Regions from separate parts of the Homo sapiens genome. Here region 1 is linked to region 2. Evidence: read pairs that join two places in POLR2A ChIA-PET (ENCODE). Cell type or tissue: Panc1. All regions are shown on one strand.

Region 1 (2,500 bases), 52 kb before region 2:
TCAGCTTCCCTGGGTCTGAGACTTTTGGACTAGGCCTGAGCCATGCTACCAGCTTCCTGGGTTCTCCAGGTTGCAGATGACCTAGGGTGGGACTTCTCAGCCTCCATAATCACATGATCCAGTTTCCCTAGTAGATCCCCTCTCATCCTCCATCCATCCATCCATCCATCATCTATCAATCATCCATCTATCTATCATCTATCCATCTACCTACCATGTATACATCCACCAACTATCCGTCTATCATCTACCTATCATCTATCAATCTATCATCCATCTATCTATCATCTATCCATCCATCCATCCATCCTACTAGTTCTGTCTCCATGAAGAACTGTAATAAACAGGGACCCCACCTTTGCCTGCCAAAAACCTTCAACTGGGTCATGGACATGGGCCATTTCCTTACAATGCTCAGTCACAGAGGCCCAAGCTCTATCTGCCTCCCACGAGACAATTTCTCCCATCACCTGGACCACCCAAACAGCCTCCGACCGGAGTCACGAGGTCCTCTGCTGATGTCCTAGTGGCTGGCACATGGATGTCCAGATTCCCACCCACCATCTGGGTCTGACTGAAGGCCTGTATCCTGGGCATCCCCGGAATAGAATGAGGAACAGAACCCCGGTCTGGGGTTTTTCCCTGTAAGGCCAATGGGTCTGTGGGGAATCCAATGCACCACACTGGCCCCACCACAGTTTATCGTAGTAAACTTACCCCAGAACAGGCAACAGGAACAAAAACAGCCATTCTACTACCCCCATGGCCGCAATCCACTGCCCCCATGTCACCCACAATTTCATGTTCCAGTTCGTCCGGGCTCGAGACAAGTCTTATGTCCTTGTTTAATTGGCAGCTGCTTTTCTTTCTTACTGTTACATAGAATAATAACGCATCACGCAACTAATGGTGTCTCAGATTTGATGAGTTAAGGTATGTGCAGGGGAGGCACTGGCCTGATTCCCGAAGAGTGACAGAGGTGGTGCAGTGGGGCACGCCTTACATAGGGGGTAGAGCCTAAAATCCAGTACAGCCAAAATCACCCTCAAATGGGGCTTCTTTGGCTAAACAGACTTACGTGGTCAGCTGGGCATGTTGGACAGAACATTCAAACAGCAAGAACATGCAGGATGCCAGATGCTCAGAAAGAGACAGAAAAAAGTGAGACTGACTCAAGGAGGGATAGTCACGCGCCATGGCAGACAGCATCAACTGCCTGTTTGGACAACATTTTTCTTCTTTTTTTTTTTTTGAGACGGAGTCTCACTCTGTCTCCCAGGCTAGTATGCAGTGGCACAATCTCAGCTCACTGCAACCTCCGCCTCCTGGGTTCAAGTGATTCTCCTGTCAGCCTCCTGAGTAGCTATGATTACAGGCGCCTGCCACCATGCCTAGCTAATTTTTGTATTTTTAGTAGAGACAGGGTTTCACCATGTTGGCCAGGCTGGTCTCAAACTCCCGACCAAGTGATCCGCCTGCCTTGGCCTCCCAAAGTGCTGGGATTAGACACGAGAGCCACCGCACCCAGCTTCTTTCTTCTTTTCTCTGCCCAGTTGCTTTAATGACATGTGAGATCCTACCCCATTTGGCAGAAAAGCAAACTGAGGCCAGGAGGAGAAGTGAGGCATCTTGCCCAGAACCACAAAGCTAGTAACAGGCAGCACTGCCAGGGCCCCATCCTGGATTGAGGCCACAGGAGTGGAAAGGAGGTGACCAGGGCATCCTGGAGGACAAGGAAACTCACACTTACTTCCTAGTCTTGGCGCATTCCTTCTTCCAGTTCTTTACCAAAACAGGCACGACTTGTTCCGACGTGTCCTCCTTGTTTAAGGACCAGAGGTCACTGCCCTCCAGGGGCTGGCGGTAGCCCCGGACAATCAACCTGGGGCCAAGACACAAGGGGGTTAGGCAATGAGAGTCAATGACAGGAGGAGGGGGAGGACGGGGCTCACTCACTCCACACGCCTGCTGATGCTGCTCCCCTCTGCAGCACAGCTGCCCGCTGCAAATGAAGGCAGCCATGCAGCTTGGGAAGTCAGAATGCAGATGGACATTTGCATATATTACAAGCTAATTACAGCTCATTCTGTTGGGTCATGCAGGAAAAATGGCTTTTTTTTTTTTTAGTGGTGCATACAAAAGACTTAGGGAAAAAAAGATGATTTAGGAGCGAAGTATCAGGATAGCTCTTTTTTATTTTTTATTATTCGTTCATTCATTTATTTACTTGGAGAGAGGGTCTCGCTGTGTCACCCAGGATGGAGTACAGTGGTGCGATCGCAGCTCCCTGCAGCCTCCAGCTCCCGGTCTAGAGTGGTTCTCCCATCTCAACCTCCCGAGTAGCTGGGACTTTGGGTGTAAGCCATTATGACTGGCTAATTTTTTTTTTATTTTTTATTTTTGTAGAGACAAGAGTCTCCCTATGTTGCCCAAGCTGGTCTTGAACCCCCGGGCTCAAGCAACCCTCCCACCTTGGCCTCCCGAAGTCTTGGAATTATAG
Region 2 (2,500 bases):
TGGGGACCCCTGTCCTAGATGATCCAGGTGGGCCCAATGTAATCACAGGGAATTATAAGGGACAAGAGGACGGTGGGAATATCTGAGTCAGAAAAGGAGATTTGAGGCAGGGCGTGGTGGCTCATGCCTATAATCCCACCACTTTGGGAGGCTGAGGCAGGTAGATCACCCGGGGTCAGGAGTTCAAGACCAGCCTGTCCAACATGGTGAAACCCCGTCTCTACTAAAAATACAAAAATTAGCCAGGCATGGTGACATGCACCTGTAATCCCAGCTACTCAGGAAGCTGAGGCAGGAGAATCACTTGAACCTGGGAGGCAGAGACTACAGTGAGCTGAGATTCCGTCTCAAAAATAAAAAAAAAGTAAAGGAGATTTGACAACACAAGCAGGGGTGGAGGGACATGAAACCACGAATTGAGGAAGACAGGTGGCCTCTTGATGCTGGACAGGGCCAGGCCATGGATTCTCCCTGCAAGCTTCCGGAAAGAACACCAGCCGTACATTTTGGACCTCTGACTCCCGAGAACTAGAGTGATGTGTGTTGTTCTCAGTCACCAAGTTGATGGCAATACCAGCAATAAGAAACCAATAGAGACTGGGCACAGTGGCTCACACCTGTAATCCCAGCACTTTGGGAGCCCAAAGCAGGAGGATCACCTGAGGTCAGGAGTTCGAGACCAGCCCGACCAACATGAAGAAACCCCGTCTCTACTAAAAATATAAAAATTAGCTGGGCATGGTGGTGCACACCTGTAGTCCCAGCTACTCAGGAGGCTGGGGCAGGAGAATCACTTGAACCCAGGAGGCGGAAGATGCAGTGAGCCGAGATGGTGCCATTGCACTCCAGCCTGGGCAACAAAAGCAAAACTCAGTCTCAAAAGAAAAAAAAAAGAAAAAGAAACCAATAGAGCAGGCAACAAAAATAGAGCTGGTGGGGAAACAAGTGTATCAAGGCATGAACACATGTCACCTTGCTGAGTAATGCTTGTTCACATCTCAATACCCTTGCCATGTCCCTGCCTTGACATCAGACTGAGCCCAACAGCACCTCCAGTGAAGCCCCGGGTTCTGCCCTCCCAGGGCATTTCTAATGCCTTTCTGAAATACCCGCTACATCCACAGTGGAGCTGCTTAGGAAAATGCTTTAGAATGGCAGAAGCTGGGGATGATGGAATATAGGAATTTATTTTTTAAATTTCACCTTAATAGGAAATATATGACTCTGTTTTTGCTTTAAGACAGAGTCTCACTCTCTCACCCAGGCTGGAGTGCAGTGGCGTGATCATGGCTCACTGCGGCCTCTACCTACCAGGCTCAAGCAATCCTCCCACCTCAGCCTTCCAGGCAGCTGGGACCACAGGTGTATGCCACCACGCCCAGCCAATTTTTGTGATTTTTGTAGAGAAGGGGTTTCTCCATGTTGCCCAGGCTGGTCTCAAACTCCTGAGCTCAGGCAATCCTCCCACCTTCACCTGCCAAAGTGCTGGGATTACAGGTGTGACCCACACTGCACCTGGCCATGACTCAATTTTTAAAAAATATATATGTGTGTACGTATGCATGCGTGTGCATATGTTTATATAATACATATATAGGCCGGGCGCGGTGGCTCAAGCCTGTAATCTCAGCACTTTGGGAGGCCAAGGTGGGCAGATCACGAGGTCAGGGGTTCGAGACCAGCCCAGCCAACGTGGTGAAACCCAATCTCTACTAAAGATACCAAAAATTAGCTGAGCTTGGTGGCGCACACACCTGTAATCTCAGCTACTCAGAAGGCTGAGGCAGGAGAATCGCTTGAAACTGGGAAGCGGAGGATGCAGTGAGCCACGATCACGCCACTGCACTCCAGCCTGTTGACAGGGCGAGACTCTATCTCAAAAAAAAAAAAAGTATATATCAAGGTAAACAATAAAAAGTTACTCTGCCCAAATGCAATTGCCTCTTTTAGTTTCTCATTTATCCCTCTGGAATTTCTTACAAATACAGCAAATACAACTACGTAATTCTTACTTGTCTGCTTTTTTACACAGAGGTAACATACCAAATATACCAAGTGGATCTCCACGTTTTCACTTAAAAACTGGACCTTGGAGGCTGCCGCACATCTGTGCACAAAGGGCTTCCTCGTCTTATGTCCTTCTGCAAGCATCCCACCCTACCACGGAAGGGGTGGAACCCACTGTATTCACCCAGCCCCTACTGATTGCCACTTGGGAGGCTGCTCATCTTTTGCTATTCTAAACAATGACACAATGAGTTCCCTTAGAAACTGCTTATTAAGCTAAAGAAAACATGAAGAGCCTGACCCACACACCAATCCGGCTTTGCTTAATGGCTCATAAGCCTAGAGGAGGCAGAAAACAAGGGAAAAGGCCCAGGTTACTTTTGATGACCTCAAGACACACAGTGAGAAACAGAACAGTAGCAATAAATGCAGACCCAGGCATCTCTAAGGGAATTTAGTCTTTAAAATATCACTAAAGGCCAGGCGCGGTGGC

The links. ChIA-PET counts read pairs that join two places held together with the same protein. Peaks named below come from ENCODE experiments on the same cell type or tissue, not always from the same donor. Only the 100,000 strongest peaks of a DNase experiment are listed, where the experiment ranks them.
Region 1: POLR2A ChIA-PET joins it to region 2 with 6 read pairs; 14 of 35 experiments call an interaction of 5 or more read pairs at or near these places.

The regions. Positions count from the first base shown.
Region 1 is chr16:16,035,854-16,038,353 of GRCh38, reverse strand. ABCC1 (ATP binding cassette subfamily C member 1 (ABCC1 blood group)) reads right to left here. Exons shown (of 31, transcript NM_004996.4): 7 at 1,751-1,882. Among named protein-coding and RNA genes, the nearest start is that of ABCC1, 87 kb to the right of the region's middle. In Panc1, no CTCF peak of the experiment used is centred here; no DNase peak of the experiment used is centred here.
Region 2 is chr16:15,983,840-15,986,339 of GRCh38, reverse strand. All of the region lies in intron 1 of ABCC1 (ATP binding cassette subfamily C member 1 (ABCC1 blood group)), which reads right to left. Among named protein-coding and RNA genes, the nearest start is that of ABCC1, 35 kb to the right of the region's middle. In Panc1, no CTCF peak of the experiment used is centred here; no DNase peak of the experiment used is centred here; H3K27ac peaks cover 1,158 bases.